Linked DNA regions of Homo sapiens: region 2 is linked to region 1. The links are chromatin loops, found by intact Hi-C in ENCODE. Cell type or tissue: natural killer cell. All regions are shown on one strand. Each heading gives the region's core, and the rest is flanking DNA. Links, peaks and the distances in the headings are about the cores only.

The links. A loop is a pair of places that touch in the nucleus more often than their neighbours do. Peaks named below come from ENCODE experiments on the same cell type or tissue, not always from the same donor. Only the 100,000 strongest peaks of a DNase experiment are listed, where the experiment ranks them.
Region 2: a loop joins it to region 1, with 2.6 times the contacts of the local background. A loop is called at or near these places in 6 of 110 quality-filtered maps.

What each region holds. Positions count from the first base shown.
Region 1 is chr5:34,909,685-34,921,648 of GRCh38, forward strand. RAD1 (RAD1 checkpoint DNA exonuclease) reads right to left here and starts at 5,820. Exons shown (of 6, transcript NM_002853.4): 1 at 5,732-5,820; 2 at 5,011-5,277; 3 at 3,786-3,894; 4 at 1,870-2,128. The coding sequence starts at 5,208. BRIX1 (biogenesis of ribosomes BRX1) reads left to right here and starts at 6,027. Exons shown (of 10, transcript NM_018321.4): 1 at 6,027-6,213; 2 at 8,680-8,791; 3 at 10,156-10,199. The coding sequence starts at 6,055. It also overlaps a transcript of TTC23L not described here. RefSeq lists enhancers at 5,404-6,009, 5,456-5,515, 5,536-6,435, 6,010-6,615. In natural killer cell, for the core only: no CTCF peak of the experiment used is centred there; a DNase peak (open chromatin) is centred at 5,967; H3K4me3 peaks cover 1,927 bases; H3K27ac peaks cover 1,585 bases.
Region 2 is chr5:34,491,079-34,503,042 of GRCh38, forward strand. No RefSeq gene overlaps it. Among named protein-coding and RNA genes, the nearest start is that of RAI14-DT, 160 kb to the right of the region's middle. RefSeq lists enhancers at 1-411, 8,081-8,230, 8,681-8,750, 10,927-11,964. In natural killer cell, for the core only: no CTCF peak of the experiment used is centred there; no DNase peak of the experiment used is centred there; H3K27ac peaks cover 1,618 bases.

The DNA of each region.
Region 1 (11,964 bases), core at 4,575-7,074:
AGACCTTGATCTAAGTCTACTGCAACCCTTAGGTCTGTTCCCAATCCTACACCTAGGAATTACAGCTTTTCTGTATCTTAGACTGCTCTTAAGGCTATTGCATGGTTTTCCTCACTTGGTAATACCAGAAGTTATTTGTAGACAATTTATAAGTGTTAACATGCTGATTTAATTTGCAAGAACTCCTGGAACATTTGCTGCAGGATTAGCACGTTGCTAAGTATTATATGAGCATGGCGATAAGATCCAGGTTGGTTTTCCCTAAGCTCCATTTCTGCCTCCCATCTTCCAGGTGTGGTTTTCCTGGGGTCCATCTTTTCTTTCTTCTAATATAATCTCTCTCTCTGACCCGTCTCATCCATACCCAGCCATGATGATGGTTCCCAAATCTAAATTTCCAGTCTAAATGGATCTCCTGAGCACCATAACTACATATCCAGCCACTCCCTAGTGTCGCAGGTACTTAAAATTTAACATATCCAGGAAAAAATTTCAACTCCTACCTCCCTACCACCAAATTGTTTCCCATCCTGGAGATGAAAGATACCATGGTCCATCTCGTTACCCAGGCTGAGAGAGATCACTGAGGAGATCCCCTGAAATACTGTTTTAAGTACCTGAATTTTTTACTTCATTCCACTGCTAAAGTAAGGTTTCCAATTTCCATTTTGGTTAACTTTCTCAGACCTTGAGCCAAATTTTTAACTCCCCAAAGTCATGACAAGGGCCTGTGATTCTTTTTCTTTTCTTTTTTTTTTTTTGAGACAGATTCTCACTCTGTCACCCAGGCTGGAGTGCAGTGGCGCAATCTCAGCTCACCGCAACCTCCACTTCCTGGGTTCAAGTGATTCTCCCACCTCAGCCTCCCAAGTAGCTGGGATTATAGGCACGTGCCACCACGCCCAACTAATTTTTCTATTTTTAGTAGAGACAGGGTTTCACCACATTGGCCAGGCTGGTCTTGAACTCCTGACCTCAAGTGATCTGCCCACTTCGGCCTCCCAAAGTGCTGGGATTACAGGTGTCTGCCACAGCACTTTTACAGCCGGGCCTGTAATTCTTCTAAAGTAGTTACAAAAAGAATACCTTATTCCTTTTATTCCATATGTATTTAGGGGCTTTAATATTCTGAAATATTTCAAAAAGAGAATATTTAGATCCTCTCTCTAAATTGCTAGAATCTCTGAGTCTAATCCTGAAAAGAGACTTGTGTTAAACTATCAAGAACAGCTTTTTTGACATTGTACTCCTGCTGAAAACTGCCCTCCCTTGGGAAGCCAGCCTTGAGCAATCCTCCCTAAATCCTTATACAGCATTTCCCAGGTATCTGTGTGTGCTATCTTGGTACTTAATGGTTTGCTGTTTCACATTTTCTTGGCTTCACCTTGGTTTTAAGCTGTTCTTCCCACAATGCTTAATAAGATGAATAAGCACACGGTAGGTGATCAACAGATACTTAGTGAATGAATGAGCCACGTGTAGAAAACATCTTCTTCTGCATCCTGAACTAACTTGAAAAAGATACCATAATACAAACACCCTTTCCAAACACTTAAACCCAATTTTCCTCATGATGTAACCTGATCTATGAAAGTAAGGAGTAGTACAATGAAAACACCACCAGTTTATAAATTAGAGGACTGGGCTTCTCATCTAGATGCCACCACCACCTAAATATGAAATAGTGAGTTAATCTTCCTGGGTCTTAAGTTTCTTGATCCATAAAATTATGAGGTAAGAGTACAAGCTGTCTAAAGTTGTGAAAACTCTAAAAATGTGGATAATAAAAATTTTGCATCCTAAGCAAATGTCTAAGTGGGAAGATGGAGTACAGACCACATTAACTATAACTGCACTGCTCTCAAGTACCTGAAATAAGGCTTGTCAGGAGACATGGTAATTTGTAGGACTTCACTCGTCATATCCAATTCAGAAAATGCTTCACGGAGCCCCTCTGACTGCAGAATAATTTTATTAATAACATTGGTGCTGCAGAAATCAAAGTCCAGGGTCTCCTCAGGTTCCTGTGTATTGATTTTGCAGACTGTCACCACTCCTCCTTCTTCCAGGAACAGCATCAAAGGGTAACCATAACCTTGGTAACACATTCGAAGTGCAGTTAAAGTCCCTGCAATGGAAAGAAGTCATACTTGGCCTTAGCTTTATAGTTCTGGGTTCAGCTTCTCCTCGAAATGATACATAAAATTTCTCAAGAATAATTTATTCCGCCCAATTTCTCACATATATGTATCTCCTCATAAAAAGGGATGACATCTTCCCTGATGACAGTTGTGTGTAGAGAATTCCAAAACTACAAGAAAATTGGGAACCAGAACAAAATGTAACATAATTCTTTGGAATCATTTTCAGGTTGTCATACACACCTCAGAAATAGCTTGTTGATTTTATATATGTACAATTTCAGGGTAGAGAATCTATATGGATCAACACAGCAAGTAACTAAATTGCTGCAGAACAGGGTATGCTATTCCTTGAAGGTTCAATGTGTGTAACAGTGGATTGCTGTCATCTGTACTGTAACGTCAGTGTACTCACTATGACAAGGATCCTTCCAACTTTTCCAACTGGGAGATATTCTTTATATTTCCTCGAATTTAAAAATCAAATTGAGAGAAAAAGAGGGTTGTTAATGGTGGTGTAAATTTTAACTCTGCAAACCACTAGAGGGAAGGAGGAATATGACAGGATATTCAAACTCCTTCTCCTTACTGGATTGAGAGCCACAGTGAGGAATGGAAGATGACAGATGCTTCTGTGAAAAACTAGCTGGAGAACACTGTATTAGAAAATGTATAATTAATAATAGTGGAATTGTCTGTGGAAACGTAAAATACATTTTTCTGGAGAACTATATTGAATTTTTCCTAGCTAATCTCCAGGTTGCTTTCCTATGAAATAAAATCATTCTTCTGGGGATTCCTTAGTTTTATACCCACAGCAATTCAATTTCACCATTCTTAAAAATTCCCTTAACAAATAAAAAAATATATATTTTAAAGAAAATCATTCGGCAACCGGTTGCGGTGGCTTATGCCTGTAATCCCAGAACTTAGAGAGACTGAGGCGGGCAGATCACCTGAGGTCAGGAGTTTGAGACCAGCCTGGCTAATATGGTGAAACCCCATCTCTACTAAAAATACAAAAAATTAGCCGGGCGTGGTGGCACGTGCCTGTAATCCCAGCTACTCGGGAGGCTGAGGCAGAAGAATCACTTGAACCCGGGAGGCAGAGGTTGCAGTGAGCTGAGACTGTGCCATTGTACTGCAGCTTGGGCAACAAGAGAGAAACTCTGTCTCAAAAACACCACAAAATCATTTGGCAAAATAGACATAACTTATAAAATATGGCTTAAAAGAAACAAATTTTGAACATAGTAAACTAGGAGTCAGAACTGGCTTTTGTTTTTCTCTGCCACTAACTAGCGGAGTAATTCTGGACAAGTTAGGAAAAAGAAGCAATTAAAACATTTCACAATGCTAAAAATATTTAAGACATGTCCAAAGTATTCTTTTGGCCAGTTCGAATTTACAATCCCTCAAAGCCTTGTAAATTAAAAAAAAAATGCAAATACTTTTACAAATATGAAAAGAATTATAAACACACTTGCAATTAACATTGTGAAATGTTAGAACCCATGACTGTGGCCACTGAAAAATGAATTGGCATTAGCTTTCTGAACCAATGTTTATGTTCCAAATAACTTCCTGTATTTTTCTGACCACTATGTATAACACTTTTATGTCTTTATACTGATCATAGTTTACCTGGCATAGGACTTGATCCAAAAATAGATAAACAGTCTAAAAGGACAGTTAAATTAATTCGAAAAGTAACAGACTCTTCCTGAACTTTAAACTCCTGAAATATTCCAGCCTATGAAAAGAGTAAAAATGAAAATTGTTACATAAAAGAATAAAAACTAATAATATAAGGTCCTAGATTTCACTTTATACGTTTAAAAAATACAATACTGTGCTAATCCCATGAGAATAATTTCTGATTAGCAATCAAAACATCTTAGAGACATCCTTTGAAGCATCCTTATCTCCATTCCTGGATCTAAAACTATCCCTCTGTGACTCTCCCTTGTCTCGTTTTTGTGCCTATCACTACTGCTAAGGTCACTTGGAAAATAGACGAATGACTTGATAATGCATGAGCAACATTAGTTTCAACTTTTATTATGATTTTTTATTGATACGGGGGTCTCACTATGATTACCCAGGCTGGTCTTTAATGCCTGAGCTCAAGCGATCTTCGTGCTTCAGCCTCGGTCTCCTGAGCAGCTGGAAATACAGGTGTGAGCCACCATACCATGCCCCTGCATGAGGACAAGAACCGTGTCTTATTTACCTCTCTATCCCTGAGATCATGCTGTGCACTTACGTGTTAAAAAACGCTTAGTTGAACTTGCAATCCTATCTGAACCACACAAATATTACTTTGGAAGAACAAAAATTCTATTACAACCAGTAAAGGAAAAAAATACTCTTTAGTAATAGCATATCGCAGTGGAAAAAAGAGCATATATTCTGGAAACAAATATTCAGCGTTCTTATCCCAATTCAGCCACTTACCAGCTGTGGGACTGTTGGCAAATCACTTAAAATTGTGCCTCGTTTCCACATATATAAAACGGGAATAATAACAGAACCTACCTTACAGGACTATTGTTAAGATTAAATAAGTTAAACAATAAGAAGACTGTAGCCTAGCCAATAGCCTAGTTTAATAAACTTTAGTCATTACTAACCATTATCTCTGTAAAACAAGATGGGAAAAGAATTTGTTACCGGGAGAGAAAAAAAATTCAAGTAATGACGTTTTGTTCTCTAACTTAAGACTATTATTTATTTATTAAGTTATTTATTATGACTATTGACAAGTTATTATGACTATTAAGTTATTTTGTCTACTGAAACCTTCCGATTTCATTAAATTACATTTAGAGTATCTATGGCACAGGCTTAAAGGCGCCTACTTCCATACCTGAATAAAAGCATTTGCTTGCACACACTTTGCATTTTCCACTGTTACTTTGATACCATTTTTAGTTGCGAAACACGTGGCATGTTCTCGGAAATGAATAGCTTTCAAGATAGTGGAGAGATTCCTAACGTTGTCAAGGCTGGCCACAAGGCTGTACTGATCATCCTCGTCTTGGATCTGTTGGGTCAGAAGGGGCATCGTCCACTGCGCATTCGGCCCCGAGGGATGCTCCTGGGGCCAACAACTTCTCGGCGGATCGCCAAACACCTGAAGGGATTAGACAGTAAAACTCCCATCAGTGCTGGCGAGGTCCGGCGAGCTCCACCTGCGCTGAGAGGTGGAAAGGGGCTGGGAGGCTGAACACGGCTGACCAGGCCGAACCCCACCTATGTCACTTAACTATCTTTGTAATTCTGGAGGAAAATTATCTAAGCTACGGTTTCCTCGTCTCCGTAAGAGGACAATAACGTGAAAAGTTGTGAAGAATGAAGACACGCAACTGACACGGTATCTCCCGGCCAAACAGGAGCTACAAATCCGCGGGGAGTCGGTTTTGTGCAGCCCGCGCCACCAGCCCCGCCTCCAACAAAACAGGCGATGGCGGGGCGGGCCCGGAGTGTCCAGATAATCCTCCAAGAGTCCCAGACAACCCCATTCACCAGCCCGCCCGCGGGACAGCATCGCTTACTAGTCTCGGGGTCCCCGAGTGCGGAAACCCTACCTTTGCGGTGGGGTCTGGACGCCCGAGAGCCCTTCTCAGCAAAGTCCCTGAAGAGGAGCGAGGCGGCTCCGAGGAACCGCGGAGGAAGTGAAGCCAGTCCCGCCACTCTTCAGACCGGCCCTCCACCTCGGCCACCGTCACCACAGAGCTGAAGGAGGCCTAGAGAGCCGCGCGTGCCGCGCCACCGAGACCGGAAGGAGGCGGCACAGACCTGGAGGACGACCGCGGAGCTGAGCGCTTAGAGCCGCCGAACCATAGAGATCGGAAATAGGAGCGAGCGGCAGCGCCGGAAAGGAGGCCAAGAGCGCGGGCGGCGAGGCAAGATGGCGGCAACCAAGAGGAAACGGCGTGGAGGCTTTGCAGTTCAGGCGAAGAAGCCAAAAAGAAACGAAATAGATGCGGAGCCGCCAGCTAAGCGGCACGCCACAGCAGAGGAGGTGGAGGAAGAAGAGAGGGACCGGATCCCAGGCCCCGTTTGCAAGGTAGGAGGGGATGTCCCCGGGCTACACCTGCGGCGGCGGCTCTGTGCGCCTTTTCTTGGGTTACTTACTTGACTACAGCCTTGCTTAATTTCAGAGTAGCCCGGGTGTTAACGGTAGGTCGGTTTTAGCAATTCTCCCGGCCAGACTGGGCACGGAGTTTGCAGCTAATCCTTGTGCACGTGGCCGTCTTCCTGGAGGCGGCGGGTTTTAAAACCTTTACCCGGCCCACGGGGAAGCGACTTACAGGGTGCTCAGATCCAGCGTTCTTTCTTACTAGTTGTTCAGTTGTTTTTTTTTTTTAATGTTTTTGGAGAGTAGTGCTTTTCCTTGGTTATTTCTCGCTATTATTTCTCCAGTGATTAGTATGCCCATATACTGCCATAGTCAGCCACTCTCAGTCAGGGATCCTGAAGTACGTTAGGGGAGCCTTTAAAAAGTTGTTGCCCTTGGGACTGTGACTCTGACTTGTTAACCAGGTCATTAACTCAAGAGATACTGAAAAATAGACTAGGTAGTATGAGCTTTACTTGTATTCAACAGACATTGAATGTGCCATGCACTGTACCAAGTTAGGCTTCCTTTGGGTTTGAGATTGCAAAGATGACTAGAATGTGACCTCTTCCTCCTGAAATGTTGGAGTTTAGGAGGAAACTTAAGAATTCAAATAAGTTGATGGTTTTTATTCAAAAGAAGTGCACACAAGTTGTTAGAATTAGCTTTCATTCAACTAAGAACTCTTCTTAAGCTAGACAGAATACTGTGAACAAGGATTATCTTTGACATTAATTTTTGCGTCCTCCGCACTTAGCATAGTACTCTAGCGCGGAGTAGGTGATAAGTAAATGACCCCGTGTGGTGTGATGGCAAGCTCTAAGAAAGAAGTGAGCTCTGTGGAATGAAAGATAAGTGTAAATTCTAGCCCCGTTATTAACAGCAACATTCTGTGCTCTTTTCTGACCTGCAGATTGGGGGGCAGGGGGAGGGAATATTTACTTTTTATGAAAAATAAGCTGGACTTGTACACTTCCAGTAAATGTTAGTGTTCTCACTCTTCCCTTGAGCTAGGTAGTATCTATAATCTGAGCCATACTTCGATACATTCTATGGAAGTGCAGGAGATATAGATTATTTTTACCCTAGTATAATAAGATAAAGAATCATGAAGGATTTAGCCCGTAAGCTGCATATCAGAGGAAGTGTAGAATTTTGACATTCAAAAAATGAGAGGGAACACTCCAAGGGAGAAAAAAAAACCGATGAAAGACTTTGAAGTAGGGAAATGCTGAAAAATGTAAAAAATAGAGCCAGATTGGATTGCATTAGGCTTCATTTGGGGCAATAATGATGTAGACGTGAAAATCTATTTTAAAATTCAGTGTCAAAGCTATGTCATTTGAACTTTGTTTAGAAAACTCTGGGAAGTAAGGATGTGATGGAAGTATTACTTTAAAAATGGTCCAGCGTGGTGGCTCACGCCTGTAATCCCAGCACTTTGGGAGGCCGAGGCGGGTGGATCACTAGGTCAGGAGTTCAAGACCAGCCTGGCCAAGATGGTGAAACCCCGTCTCTACTAACACTACAAAAAAAAAAAAATCAGCCAGGTGCAGTGGCGGGCACCTGTAATCCCAGCTACTCGGGAGTCTGAGGCAGGAGAATCGCTTGAACCCGGGAGGTGGAGGTTGCAGTGAGCCGAGATCGCGCCACTGCACTCCAGCCTGGGTGACAGAGTGAGACTCCATCTCAAACAAACAAACAAAAAAAGTAAACTGTTGAAAAAGCTAGTCAACCATATCTATTGGAGGTGCTCATGTCTGGGAAGGTTAGCCATTTAGGAGTTTTGCAGTTAATATAAGACTCTAAGTAAGTGCAGTGTGAATAAGAAAGGATTAAGAGTTGTGGGAAATTATTATGAGACATCTGTCATGGAGAGCACAGAAATAAGAGGGCTAAGAAAGAACTTTTAGGGTTGGAAGGAGGAATTGGAGAGATTGAAGTTGAAAAACAAAGAAACCAAGGAGGGCATTTCTGGGTGGCAGATGTGGTCAGTGAATGTTGGTGAGAGATGAAATTAAAGGAGTCAGGATGGTTTGACTTGGTTATGAGCTACTTGGAAGCTCATAAAAAACAAACAGGGCCAGGTGCGGTGGTTCTTACCTATAATCCCAGCGCTTTGGGAGGCCAAGCCACTTGAGCCCAGGTGTTGGAGACCAGCCTGGGCAACATAGGGAGACTCCCATCTCTACAAAAAAAAAAAAAAAAAAAACTAGCTGGACATGGTGGCACATGCCTGTAGTCTCCAGCTACTGTAGATGCTGGGGTGGGAGGATCACTTACTTGAGCCCAGGAACTTGAAACTGCAGTGAGCCGTGAGCACTTCAGCCTGGGCAACAGTGTGAGACCCTGTCACAAAACAAGATCAGTTCAGTATAAGATTTTAAAATCTTTTAACATTTTCTTTTTCTTTAGGGAAAGTGGAAAAATAAGGAACGGATTCTCATCTTTTCTTCCAGAGGAATAAATTTTAGAACAAGACATTTAATGCAGGACTTGAGAATGTTGATGCCTCATTCTAAAGCAGGTGCCTTTATATCATATACTTTAGAAATTTCTATCTATAAACTTACCTATTTTTATGTTTTCACTTATTTTATATATTCTTCATTTGTTCAGTGTTCTCACGAAAAAAACACAATGCCTTTTATCCTTTCAAGTGCCACAATTTTTCCAGTTAACATTTCGTAAGAAATTCTTTAGATTTCATTAGGTAGATTCTTTACTTTTTAAAACAGGTGTCCTAATATTATTGAAACATTTCTTGAAGGTCCAGGAATGCCTTCACTGTAATGCTTCTGAAGGTCCTGAGATAGGTGGGATGGTTTGTCCTAAGTGCTAAGGACTGCCACATGTTGCTTTTTGGGCCTTTTTTTTTTTTTTTTTAACTGTTTTTATTGAAAAATGGACCTGGGATAGAATTCAAAGCACTTTTTAAGTTGGAGTCAGAGCCTATTTCTAAATGCCAGGTTATTTATTTATTTTTAAGCAGTGGGTTATTTTACAGGCAAGAACAGTATGGCCGGGCATGGTAGCTCATGCCTGTAATCCCAGCACTTTGGGAGGCCGAGGTGGGTGGAACACTTGAGTCCAGGAGTTCCAGACCATCCTGGGCAACATGGTGAAACCCTGTCTCTACAAAATAAAAAAAAAAAAAAATGAAAAAAGTAAAGTAAATTAGCCAAGTGAGGGGGTCACTTGCCTGCAGTCCCAGCTACTCAGGAGTCTCAAGCAGGAGGATGGCTTGAGCCCAGGAGTTCAAGGCTGTCATGAGCCGTGATTGCGCCACTACATTTCAGCCTGGGCAAGGAGCAAGACCCTGTCTCAAAAAAAAAAAAAAAAAAAAAAAAAAGTTTGGAACAGTGGAGTGGCAGCGCCATCATATGGCTGTTGTTGTGCTTATGTTGAGAGGTGCTTTGGGGTTTTTTTGTTTTTTGTTTTTTATTTTTAAAATTTTAACTTATTTTAGATTCAAGGAGTATATGTGCAGGTTTGTTACACGGGCATAAAGTCAGTTTTCTTTGACACCTAAGATTAAAAAGTGAAAGATATTTTCATTGAAACTGGTTTCCTTTAACACAGTCTTTGGTTTGTGAGAATTTTCCCATTTTTGAAAAGGATTCCTAGAATACCTAAATATTGAGAAACACTGCTTACACTATAATTTCTAATTCTTACAGACTATATTTTACTTATTTTCTTTACATTTACAAAGAGTCAAGATTTTTGAGCGATTGTTTCCAGCTCTTGTTTTGAAAATTAGTAATAAAATCTCCTTTAAACTGAAGAGTGTAAAAACACTTTATTTTCTGGATAGCATATGTGGTTTGATTGAAATAACTTTGAAATCACCTTTAATTTACTTGCTTTTTCTTTTTTTTCTTTTTCTAGATACTAAAATGGATCGTAAGGATAAGCTATTTGTGATTAACGAGGTAATTTTGGAAAGTAATTGCAACAAAATATTTTTAAAATGTTAACAGTGGCTTATTTCAAAACTAAGTCATTCAGTGACTTTAAAAATTATTTTGTAAAAACTATTCAGACACATTTTATTAACTCTTCAATAACTGGTCTTCCAAATTTTTATCTCTCACAGTTTAGTGCTTCATTCATTTCTGTTTGTTTTGTCTGAACAAGCATATTGAAATTTCCTCAGGAGAAGGATTATGTCCCATTTTTTAACCCTGTAGTGTCTAGTATTATGCTAAATCCATAGTAGGTACTCAAAAAATTATCAGTCAACATATATAAAGTAAAATAAGTCCATTAAACATATATATATATAAAACCCACATGGTAAAAAGTGTTTTGCCAGTATTAAAAGTGATTTGTGTGGAACTGGCTATTAAGGTATTACAAACTGAATAGGTTACATTTTCAAAGTATTGTTTAAGATACTACACTTAGGTATTTTTTTTAACCTCTGGAAGCACAGAACATAAATTTACATTTTAAAGCAAAATTTTCAAAACTTAGAAGAATTAGGATCATTTTTTCACTATTAGCCTTCTTTAGAGCACAAATTTTTGAACCTCTGCTGTAATACCACATTATTCTATGTGCTGTAGAAACTGTTCAACAGAGCAATGTCCCTGTCATTATGGAACTTACATTCTAATGGAGACAGGCCATAAACAAGGTTTATAATTTCAAGTAAAGACAGGAGAAATAAAGCAGGTTATAGGTTTTGGACAGCTGAGGCTACACCGGAAAAACCTGTTCAAAGGGATGGTGTTTAATATTTGAGCAGAGACGTAGTGAAGGAGAAATATGGTAAAAGACCATCTAGCTAGAGAAAATGGCAACTACAAAAGCCCAGAAGTGGCACAAACTTCCTATTTTTGTGTTTATTCTAAGACCAGTAAGAAACAAAAGTTTTGTTTTTTTTTTTTAAGTTGTTAGGGTTTGTTTATTTGTTTAACTGGTTTTGGAGACAAAAGTCTCTCTCTGTTACCCAGGCTGGAGTGAAGTGGTATGATCTCAGCTCACTGCAGCCTCTGCTTCCTGGGTTTAAGCAATTCTCCTGCCTCAGCCTCCCGAGTAGCTGGGACGACAGGCACACGCCAGTATGCCCAGCTAATTTTTTGTATTTTTAGTAGAGATGGAGCTTTGCCAGGTTGCTCAGACAATTCACCTACCTCGGCCTCCCAAAGTGCTGGGGTTATAGGCATGAGCCACCTCATCCAGCCATAAGTTGTTAGGTTTAAAGTCTTAAATAATGTGGAGTTTAAGAGTACTATATTAATTAGAGTTTATGAATACTACAGTAATACAAGCCTTCACTCCTGTAATGTTTTTGTGTCTTCTCAAGTGTGACTTTTGTAAGCCTTCAAGACATTGAAGTTTAATTTGAAATAGGTTTGATATACTTAGGCTTTTCACCCAATCCCTTAGTGATTTTATAGAACCAAATCACCAGAAATGATAGTATAAATGAAGAACAACTTAAGTTTTGTGATCTTAGAATCAAAAAGCTAAAAAGTTAAAAATCAAAATAATCATTAAAAAGGATGTTTTTAGTTCTATAAGTACTGCATTTTCATAAGATTGGCTAAGAAGATTGATTATGAAGGATTAACATAAGAAGATTAGTTGTGGTATGCTTTATCCGTAGGGCATCTATTTTTAGTCTTTGTAGTTTGTCAATGGGACTATGGGCAGAAGAGGTTCCTGGCCAGGTGAGGTGGCTCACACCTG
Region 2 (11,964 bases), core at 4,930-7,429, 420 kb before region 1:
TCTGGATTTGTATGTGTGTGTGTCTGTGTGTGTGTTTGTGTGTGTGTTTATTGTGGGGTGAGGGTTTCAATCACACACAGGATAGAAGGGAGTTCCCCAGGGCTCCCACCAAACTGCACAACCTTCACAGTAGCCAGTCCTCAGCAGCACTGGCTGTTCTTCTATCAGCTCCTCCTAGATCTTCTCCTTAGGCTTCTGAATGACTCCTCATTCATTTTCTCTGAAAAGAAGAAAAAAGTATCCTCAATTGCACTCATATTAGTGTCTGCCCTCTGGGAGTCGGCTTTTTCTAAGCTGAATGCATGCAGCAGACATGCAGAATAGACCGTGGGTGAGCCAGACGCTGGGGGGATGGCAGGGACAGCGGGAGCAGGCAGCCTGTCTCAAGATGTGGCCCTAGGCAGACTTCAGCGAGTCCTGCAGTAAACTGTTCATTTATTATCCCACAAATATTTACTCCAGAGCCACTAAGTGCTCGAGAGAGATGTGACACCATCTGCACAGCTTTCTAGTGACTGAATCCAGAGGTAAAGCTTTGAGAATCTGCGGCCCTGTGCTGCCAGGCTTAGCCCATGTGTCCCGGAAACCACAGTCTGCAGACAGGGCCAGGCAGCGACGGGGTAAATGGGGGACAAATAAAGATGGTGGAGTGCTGGTGACCTTAGTTCTGCAGCCAAATGCTTGCTCTAACTTCAAAATACCCTCCAACCCATTTGCTGCTCCATATAAACAATAGAGCTTGTCCAGAGCGCTTACAGGGCCTAAAGTCAGAAACGGCTTGAGCCAGAGGAGATTATTACGGTTAACTATTTTATCAAAAAGAGTGGAACCTGATGGAGCATCAAAATCATCGCTACCTTAAGATAATTTAAAAATGACTTTGTGCGGGAAAGGAGAGAGATGAGTTTCTTCCTAAACATGAAGATTAACGTTCTTTTACAGTTTGTAGTCTCACTTTCATGACAGACTAGTCAAAGGGAAATTGGGTAAAATCTTTTTTTTTTTTTTTTTTCTGAGACAGGGTCTTGCTCTGTCACCCAGGCTGCAGTGCAATGGCGTGATCATAGCTGACTGCAACCTCGAACTCCTGGGCTAAAGCAATCCTCCCACCTCAGCCTTTTGAGTAGCTGGGACTACAGGCACACACCACTGTGCCTGGCTCTACTTTTTTTTTTTTTTTTTGCGACCGAGTCTGTCTCTGTCGCCTAGGCTGGAGTGCAGTGGCGCGATCTCGGCTCACTGCAGGCTCCGCCCCCCGGGTTCACGCCATTCTCCTGCCTCGGCCTCCCCAGTAGCTGGGACTACGGGCACCCGCCACCTCGCCCGGCTAATTTTTTTTTTTTTGTATTTATAGTAGAGACAGGGTTTCGCCGTGTTAGCCAGGATGGTCTCGATCTCCTGACCTTGTGATTTTTTTTTTTTTTTTTAAGAGAGATGGGGTCTCCCTTTGTTGCCCAGACTGGTCTTAATCTTCTAGGCTAAAGGGATCCTCCTACCTAAGCCTCCCAAAGTGCTGGGATTACAGGCCTAAGCCACTGCACTCAGTGAAATCTAATTTTAAATTGCAAGTTTTCTGCGTCTCCATCCATTAGTATTTCCCATAAACACAAATATTAAAGTACATTATATCTTAATTCTCTCTTAAGAAGGATTATCCTTTTTTCTGAGTTTATAGACTTGTAATTATAAGGTATTATAATGGATTTCTTTTCTGAAAGGGTGATGATAATGAAAAATAGCTGCTCTTTTTTTAATTTTACTTTAAGTTCTGGCATACATGTGCAGAATGCGCAGGTTTGTTACATAGGTATACACGTGCCATGGTGGTTTGCTGCACCCATCAACCCATCACCTATGTTAGGTATTTGTCCTAATGCTGTCCCTCCCCTAGTCCCCCACCCCCTGACAGGCCCCAGTGTGTGATATTCCCCTCCCTGTGTTCATGTGTTCTCATTGCTCAACTTCCAATTGTGAGTGAGAACGTGCAGTGTTTAGTTTTCTGTTCTTGTGTTAGTTTGCTGAGAATGAGGCTTTCTAGCTTCATCCATGTCCCTGCAAAGGACATGAACTCATCCTTTTTAATGGTTGCATAGTATTCCATGGTGTATATGTGCCACATTTTCTTTATCTAGTCTATCATTGATGGGCATTTGGGTTGGTTCCAAGTCTTTGTTATTGTGAATAGTGCAGCAGTAAACATACATGTGCATGTGTCTTTGTAGTAGAATGATTTATAATCCTTTGGGTATATACCCAGTATTGGGATCGCTGGGTCAAATGGTATTTCTGGTTCTAGATCCTTGAGGAATCGCCACACTGTCTTCCACAATGCTTGAACTAATTTACACTCCCAACAGTGTAAAAGTTTCCTATTTCTCCACATCCTCTACAGCATCTCTTGTTTCCTGAGTTTTTAATGATCACCATTCTAACTGGCATGAGATGGTATCTCATTGTGGTTTTGATTTGCATTCCTCTAATGACCAGTGATGATGAGCTTTTTGTCATATTTTTGTTTGGCCACAGCTGCTCTTTTTAAATCTTCTTATATTAAAAAATTGACAATCTTATGTTGGCCGCTGCTATGGTTCAAACGTTAGTGTCTCCCCAAAATTCATATTTTGAGATCTAATCCCCAATATGGCAGTTAAAAGAAGTGGGGCCTTTAGGAGGTGATTGAGTCAAAAGGATGGATCCCTCATGAATGGGATTAGTGCCCTTATAAAAGAGGTCCAAATGAGCTTATTCACCTCTTCCACAGCATGAGGACACAGTGAAAAGTTCATCTCTGAACCAGAGAGCTAGTGCTCAGCAGACACGGACCCTGCTGGAAACTTGGTCTTGAACTTCTCAGCATCCAGAACCATCAGAACTGAATTTCTATTGTTTATAAGCCACCTAGGTTATGGTATTTTGTTACAGCAGCCTGAACAGATTAATATTTTTAAAATTTTTTTATCCTAATATTTTTTAATGTCACAGCAAACCTAGAAGTGCCTCTTTTTCACACCCTCCTATCCCCCCCAAAAAAATCAAGAAACAGAAATGCAGCCCTATGTGTGATAAACCTATGTAATATTTGCAACCCCAACTGCGATATCTGATGAAAGAATGCCAAACCCACTGCAAGTCAAACAGGAAGGCAGGGAGGAGCTGAGAGAGGTGGGGGACACCAGAGAGTAGGAGCCAAGTTTAGCCCCTGTGAGAAGTTGAGAATGTGGTGCTGAGAGAGGATTCACTCAGATTCAGATTCACATATGCACAGGAAGCAGTCTATCTGGGAGACAGGAGGAAGCAAGCGTTTCCACACTGCATTATGAGTAACTCTGCAGCTGCTGTCAATTATCTGGAGAGAAACACAGGCTAAACTATTCACCCACCCAAACAACCCCAAGTCATAAGAAACAGCACAGTGATCCAGGGAGAATTCCTGCTAGCTCTGTGTGTCAGTTATCAATTGCTGTGTAACAAACCATCCCCACAACATAGTGGCTCAAAACAACTATTTTACTGGCTAAAGACCCTGTGGGTAAGCAGTTTGGGCTGTGTTCAGTCAGACAGTTCTTTGGGTGGTCTCCCTCAGGGTCATTCATGAGGCTGTAGTCCTCCTCTTCTTTGAGTGTCTCTGGATGTGACCTCCTTCATGTGTCCCGCAGTTGGAGCTGGAAAAACATTTTGCTGGCCTCAGACTTTCCCCATAACAACCTACAAGACTAGAAGTCAATAGCACAATGCCTTCCAGGTTTCAAGAGAAAAAAGTAACCTAAAAAGAAAGCTATAGTACGATGTTTTTGAATGTACAAGAATTCAGGGAATATAGTTTCCATATGCTCTCTTTGAATTAATCACTAGGGGAAGAAAAGGTGAGGTTTAGTCATGGGCTGAACTGGGTCTCACCCCCTCCAAATTCATGTGTTCAAGTCCTAAACGCTGGTACCTCTGAATGTGATATATCTGGACATAGAGACTTCAAAGAGGTAATTAAGATAAAAAGAGGTCATATGGAAGGGTCCTATTCCAATATGACTGATGTCCTTATAAGAGGAGGGAAGTTAAACACAGACAATTACAGAGAGAAAACCACGGCCATCTATCAATGAGGCAGTCCTCAGAAGGAACCAACCCCACTGACTTTGATCTTGAGTTTCTAGCTTCCAGAATTGTCAGAAAATAAATTCCTGTTGTTTAAGCCACACAACCTTTGGTACTTTGTTCTGGCAGCCCTGGCTGGCTAATATGCCGACCAAGAACAATTACTTAAACTAATGAAAACAGAAGAGGGATGAGCATTGAACCGTTTCACCATAGGACCAACTCTAAACCAAATGTGGTTAATAAATTGCACATTAAGGCCAGGTGTGGTGGCTCACACCTATAATTCTATCACCTTGGGAGGCTGAGGTGAGTGGGTCACTTGAGCCCAAGATTTCGAGACCAGCCTGGGCAACATGGCGAAACACTGTGTCTACAAAAAATACAAAAATTAGCCCAGCATAGTGGCTCACACTTGTAGTCCCAGCTATGTGGAAGGCTGAGGTGGGAGGATTGCCCAGGAAGAGGAGGCTGCAGTGAGCCAAGATTGCACCACTGCACTGCAGCCTGGGCAACAGAGTAAGACTCCGTGTGTGTGTGTGTGTGTGTGTGTGTGTGTGTGTGTGTGTGTGTGTGTGTATTGAGAGACAGAGAGAAAAAACATTTAGCAGAATTTCTCTAAGTGCATAAACCTGATTTTAAGAGACCTGGGGTCCAGTTGTGCCCAGGTCTCCAAGTAACACCTACCTTGGGCGAGTCCTTTGGGTTCTCAAGTTAGTTACACTTTGCTCCATGGAAACGAGTGACTTTCAAAGTGGGCTCTAGAGAATATTAGGCATTTGGCATGAGAACCTCAGGAACTACCAAGAGGATCAGGGAGCGAGTCTGTGGGGCCTGGACCCTTCCCCACTTCTCGGGCACCCCCATGGGCTTCTCAGTAAGATTTCACTGGAGGGCAGGTTACTGTGGCTTAAGAAAACCTGAACACCTGCAAACTGGTCATTTCTGAGTTCTGTTCCTAGTCAAAAGCCATCAGCATTTTAAGTTGTGTTTCGTACCTTTCGCCTTAAGAAAATGCAAGGTCTGTTGAGTAGTTACATGGGATTTGCCTGAAAGTGGGGGTGTTAGCAAGTGTGTTGCTACCCAAGGCCTACCACGGGGGCAGAAGCCAAGCCTGGCTCCCTCTCTTTCAGGACGGGGCCTCCTGTGGGAAGTGGATGCTGCTGCCAAGGACCGAGAGGTGATTGACTGAAGAAGCTGCATAGGGAGGGAATCTCGGGAGCTGGCTGCCAGGCTCTGGAGTGCCCTCAGAGGAAGAGCTCGGAGTGACCGCTCATCCTAGTGGGCAGAAATAGGAAGGCAGGGAGGAATAGGAGAAATAGGAAGCAGATCTTCAGCATCGGTCCCTTCCCCTCCTCCCCAGCTCACGGCTTGGTTCTCACAACCAAACCTCGGCGGGGCTAGAAATTCTCGCTCACAAGCCAACAAACGGCAAGTAATAGCTTCTAAAAGGCTCGCCTAGGATTTCTCCTCAAACTATCCTTGAAGAGCCCACCTAGAAGGTGGCATCCCCCACATACTCGGTACCATTGCAGGCTACACTCTTTTAGGAGTAGAACGCAGTCTTTGCTCTCTGTCAGGACTTCTGAAATGTTTTTATTGGAGCTGGAGGCTGTTTTCAAGGTGTGTGGGGGTGGGTGAAAGGGGAGGAGTAGCCACATACCACATGAATAGCCACTCAGAATTGTCTGAGGAGAGACTGACAGAAGGTTCCCCTGGGACTCAAGCAGTTGTTTCTTTTCCAGGAAATTTCAGACAAGTTCATAGACCACCATGAGCTTGCAAATAAACTGTTAATAAAGAGACTTCCAGATGGGCTGGAGCAGGAAAGGGGAAACCCTGAGGCCGTTCAGCAAACAAAACAGAAAAACAAGGTGGGATCCAGAAGACAGGGAGGCTGAACGTTAACCTGGCTGGGGAGACCATGGGCCACAGGAAATTGTCCAGCGCTCACGCTGCAGAGGCTCTGAAGGCAGAGGACCATCAGGCTCTGGCAGCCAGCCAGGGTGATCGAGGTCTATTTGACTGGGCTTCAAATGGCTCCTTGGAGACCTAGTGTTGGACAAGAATTGAGTAGAGCAGCCAGTTGCCTGATGTGAGTCCCCACAGCACAACTTGGATGTGTTTTTCATGTGATTTAAGAGCTCTGGTTGCCTCTCAAAGGGAACAGAGTGCAGCTGGCCCATAAAGCTGTCGTTGTTTGGGGTTTTGGAAAATTCTCTTCTGAGAGGGTCAGAACAACCCTGAGTCGTGACCAGGGCCAGAGCTCAAGCTACTCAGGGAAACCGCGGTCCCAAGGGTGGTGGGGTCAGCCAGCCAAACACCTAATCAGGGCTGCAGCTTTCCACATGGGTGGGAGCCTGTGCATCGGTCTCACAGGGTCTCAATTCCACTTCCTAGGTGGTCTGAGACCTAGCAGTTCTCCAAGAGGAGGCAATTACTGTAAGCGGGGAAGCAAGGAGAAGCGGGGAAGCAATGATTCTACTGATGGTCCACACCAGTCCCACACTTTGTCATGGAAGATTCAGTTCCAACAAACCCCACAGGCAGGAATTCAACTCCCAATGGAGCTAGAAACTTCTACTTCTTTTTTTTTTTTTTTTTGAAACAGAGTTTTGCTCTTGTTGCCCAGGCTGGAGTGCAATGGCGCGATCTCAGCTCACTGCAACCTCTGTCTCCCGGGTTCAAGTGATTCTCCTGCCTCAGCCTCCTGAGTAGCTGGGATTACAGGCATGTGCCACAATGTCCAGCTAATTTTTGAATTTTTAGTAGAGACAGAGTTTTGCCATGTTGGCCAGGCTGATTTCGAACTCCTGACCTCAGGTGATCCACCCACCTCGGCCTCTCAAAGTGCTGCGATTACAGGCATGAGCCACTGCACCCAGCCTTCTACTTCTTAAATAATATTTTCTGAAACCCTGAGATGTTGCAACGTTGTTCTACTCCCACTCCAATTTAGAACATCACTCAGTTATTTATTTCTTTATTCATTTATTTGGCAAATATTTAATACTCGCTGGATGTAAAACAACAGCAACAACAACAATAACATGGCCTGGCACTGTGCTAACCACTACAGTGAAAGAACAGATACAGTTCTCCTCTTTATAGATCACACAGTATCGTGGAGGAAACAGGTATTATTTCTTTTATTTATGTAATACTCGCATAATCTCTGCTATGCACAGAGCACTGCTCTAAGCACTTTACAAATATAAACAGTTAATCCCCTCCACAACCCTATGAAGTAGGTGATATTAATATCTCTATTTTTACAGATGAGGAAACTGAGGCACCAGACATTAAAATAACTTTCCCGGGATCACACAGCTGGGAAGCGCTTAAATCCAGGTAGTCTAGCTCCAGCACTCAGGCCCTCAAATGCTACAGTTAGGCTGCCTTTCAAGCAGATAAATGCTAATCAATAGACTATCCAGAAATGAAGACTGTGCTCGGCACTCTGAAAGAAAGCCAGGAAAGAGCAAGGGGATTTTTCACATTGGTTGAGAGTCAGGGTAGACTTCTCTGCAGAAGGAACAGAAAGGAGGAAGATTGCTCCAAGCAGGGAAAATTGCAAAAGTAAAGGCCCTTGAGTAAACAAATCTTAGTGAATTCAAGGACCTTCGAAAGAGGTTAGAGTCATCAGAGGGCAAAGGGCACATGAAGAGATGAGGTTGCAAGGGAAAAGGGTACGCAGTGTCAGGCCAGACTCAATTTTGTTTGGTGGTTCTCAAAGTAAAGTGGAAAAAAGGGCCGATCTTTAGGAAAACAGCCATAGGAAATAGAATGATCAAGTAGGGGAGCTTCATGTTTTCATTTTGAGAAGGGCCCCTGATATGATGTGGCTCTGCTTCCCCACCGAAATCTCATCTCAAATTGTAATCCCCATATGTTGACGGAGGGACCTGGTGGGAAGTGATTGGATCATGGGGGTGATTTTCCCCATGCTGGTCTCGTGATAGTGAGTGAGTTCTCACCAGAGCTGGTGGTTTTAAAGTGTGGTACTTCCTGTCTCTCCTGCTGCCTTGTGAAGAAAGTACTTGCTTCCCCTTTGCCTTCCACCATGATTGTAAGTTTTCTGAAACCTCCCCAGCCATGCAGAGCTATGAGTCAATTAACCCTCTTTTGTTTATAAATGACTCAGTCTCAGGCAGCTTTTTATAGCAGTGTGAGAATGGACTAATACAACCCCATAGCACATTTCACAAATGTCTAATCCTCACAACCACCCTGGAAGGAAACAGATCAGATAGATTTAACCCCTTTGCGATATCCCACCCACCTTCCTAATGCCTGTCCCCTCTCCTGTGTTTCTGCTGGTATAATCTCAGTTTTGTTCTGGGAAACCTATGTCTAGCCCCACACAAATACCCCTGTCCTAGCCTGCCCTGTAGCCAGGGGTGGCCTTGTACACTGCCTTGGCAGAAGAGACATCAGTGCAAATCTGCTGGGAGTCTGGGGAGCCCTTCGCTTTTCCTAATAGGCATAAACTTGGGTCCATGGGCTCATCACCACCTCCCCTTTCTTCCTATCTGGAGAAGGACAGGATGTCTACAGCTGTAAAAGCCATCATGCAACTGTGGTGGGACAAGTATAGGAGAAAGGCCAAGAGATGCTCTGAGAAGCTGACCCTGAACCAATGCCGGCAGCCACCCACAGCTAGACTTCTTGCTATGACTTCGTTTCAGCATTTTTAAGTTTTAGGGCTTGCATTCTCTACCTAAATGAAGCATCTGTTTTTATTTATTTATTTATTTTTTATTTTTCCAAGACAGAGTTTCACTCTTGTTTCCCAGGCTGGAGTGCAATGGCACGATCTTGGCTCACGGCAACCTCCACCTCCCAGGTTCAGGTGATTCTCCTGCCGCAGCCTCCTGAGTAGCTGAGATTACAGGAGTGCACCACCACGCCCGGCTAATTTTCACATTTTTAGTAGAGACGGGGTTTCACCATGTTGGTCAGGCTGGTCTCGAACTCCTGACTTCAGGTGATCCACCCGCCCCAGCCTCCCAAAGTGCTGGGATTACAGGCATGAGCCACCACGTCCAGCCAAAACACCTATTTCGCTACAAGCAAACTAAGGATGAGGAAATATCAGACTTGCAAAAACATCACAGAGCGGATTTAAGACCAGGTACACCTGACTCCACATCCAGCGCTCTATCTACTATATTACAAATAAATTCTTGTTTGCCTTAGGGATTTCTATGCATGTTCAAACTTTCCGGGCATTACACTCACCAATCCCGGAAACTGTGTTGCACAGAGCCCCTTCTGGACAGGCATGATTTGGGTCAGTGAACCCATCCTCCTCTGGTTACCAGAGCCAATAGGGTCAATGCACCGTCTAGCTGAAAGCCAGTGATATTGTCTGCTCCAAAAGATGTGCTGGCCAAATAAAAGTCTCTCTTGCAGGGATTTGAATTACGTCATTCTGGGAGATTAAGAAAGGAGACAATGGGACCCAAAGTAGGAAGGTAAGGACTGGTGAGAGCAGCTCACAAGATCTTGTGAGAGGCGAAGTTATGAGTAAGCAGAAAATTGAGCAAGCAGAAGTTATGACAGAAAACACCCAAAAGATGGGCTCAATGAAGCAGTGGGCCACGGGCGGGCAGGGGAGCAGTCCACCCCAGTGCAGGCATGACCCAGAGAGACTTTAAAAGCAATAATGAAACCCACACCAAATTGATCTGCTTTTATTAACACCAAGCACTGGCAAATCTAAACGATATCAGTAAAGCAACCTTTTGTTGGTCTAAGTTTCAAACTATTGTGGCAGTTAATGTTGAATTTTAATAATGTGTATGCAAGCTTTAAATAGCCTGCTCTTCATATCTTATATTTTAAGAAACACCGTATGCCACATGGAAGTTAATTCAGAGAACATCCAGTTAGCATTTAGTCCAAATACAGCTACACACAGACTCAGCTACACATATTTGTTTCAAGTGTAAGTCTTCAACAGCTTCGAACTGTTGAAACTCTCTTGGGATATAGCTCATTTCTCCAAAACCCTATGGTATGGCACATGTGTACATTTAAACAATAAACTCAAAATAGACTATGACAGTGCCAAGTTTGTAAAGAGGAAGAAACATACCTTGAGTTATTTCAGTTCTGTCATTGCACATGCCCAGTGGAGTTTTTAACTTAAGTCTAGAGCTGTGATGTGCAATCTTTTTCTTTAATAAGTGCAAAATTAAATTCATTCATGTTATGTTTTACTGAATTTGAATAATACCTGTACATTTAAATGCATTTTTTTTTTGAGACAGAGTTTCACTCTTGTTGCCCAGGCTGGAGTGCAATGGCACGATCTCAGCTCACTGCAACATCTGCCTCCCGGGTTCAAGTGATTCTCCTGCCTCAGCCTCCTGAGTAGCTGGGATTACCAGCATGTGCCCCCATACCCGGCTAATTTTGTATTTTTAGTAGAGACAGGGTTTCTCCATGTTGGTCAGTCTGGTCTCCAACTCCCGACCTCAGGTGATCCGCCCACCTCGGCCTCCCACAGTGCTGGGATTACAGGCGTGAGCCACCATGCCCGGCCAATGCATTCTTTCTAGGTTGTGAATTGGTTTAAAGCTAAGGATTAAATCAAGATCAAAGTAATTATTTCTGAATAGTATTGAAAATAAATTTTTTGCATAGAGTAGGGTGGTTGTATATTATCTGACCTGTGTGTCAAATGCCCCCAGTGTCCCGATTGCTGGAACTTTTCTGTTCACCCTCCAGTTTTGCTTTCCAGCCTTCTTCAACCTCCTGTCTGACCAAGGTGGTTGATCTCTGAGGACACACTACCGACAGCCTCAATTCTGTCTTCTCATTGGGTTTGGCCAGTGGAGAGCGGTCAGAGGAAGTCAGGAACTGGAAGAGGGGAGAAAGATGTTGGGTTAATTATTTCCACCATCTGCATGAACCATCTGCCTCCCCACTGAGACACCCAATTGGCAGTGCCTCTACAGAAGGCCATTGCTCCCTTAGGTGGCTTTCTCCCCTTTGGCTGTCTCCTCTCTGGTTCCCTGTAATTGTGTCCACTTCTTTTCATCTCAAGCTTAGACTGCCTATCAGTCAGGGTCCCAGAAAAACAGTGGCACTCTGAAATTAGGAGGATGTGAGGAGAGTCTAATAAAGAAACAAATTACAGAGATGGGAACTGGCTGTTGGGAACCCACAGAAAATGGTGCCGTGTGCTGGGACTAAAAGCAGCAAAACCGTGTTGCCACCCCGTGGTCTTAAGAGGAAGAAAGGAGGAGCTCCAAGGAAAAACACAGCAGACCCATCGCTGGGAATCAGGTCAGTGTGTGTCCCATCCTCACTCCCCTCCTTCTCTCCACCTCTTAGCCATGCTCACAGCCAGAAGCTAGAGTGCGAGGCAGCCTGTTGTGCATCACACAGACAACAGCTGGGGACACTGCGAAGGTGGGAAGGGTGGAGAGTAAATCCAAAGAGGGAAACGGAAGGAATCCAGCATGGGTGATTAGGGCTACCCACTGCCCCTAACCCAAGGACCGTCATGGTGCCAGTGACTGAGTTACTGCTTCTCACCTTCACACCCACTCAACTGTTCTCTGCTGTATAATGCTGGGGCTGGGCTTCTGCTTTGCCAACTGACTTCCTCTCGGCTTCTGCCAACATGGATTCTAGAAGAAAACTGGAAGCGTGGGAAGGAAGGAGAGATTTGCTCCTTCCCACTTGCTTTTTGTGGGTTTCCTGTTTGCCTCCAGGTCCCACCAGCCTCACCTTAGGCCCGCATCTTTCTCCAGCAGAGGCAGTTCATTCCAGTAGCAGCAGTTGAATCCGGTGTGCAGTTTTCCCAGCACGCACAGAACTAGCTTCATTGTGCCTTCTTGGAGACCCCAGCAGCAGCCA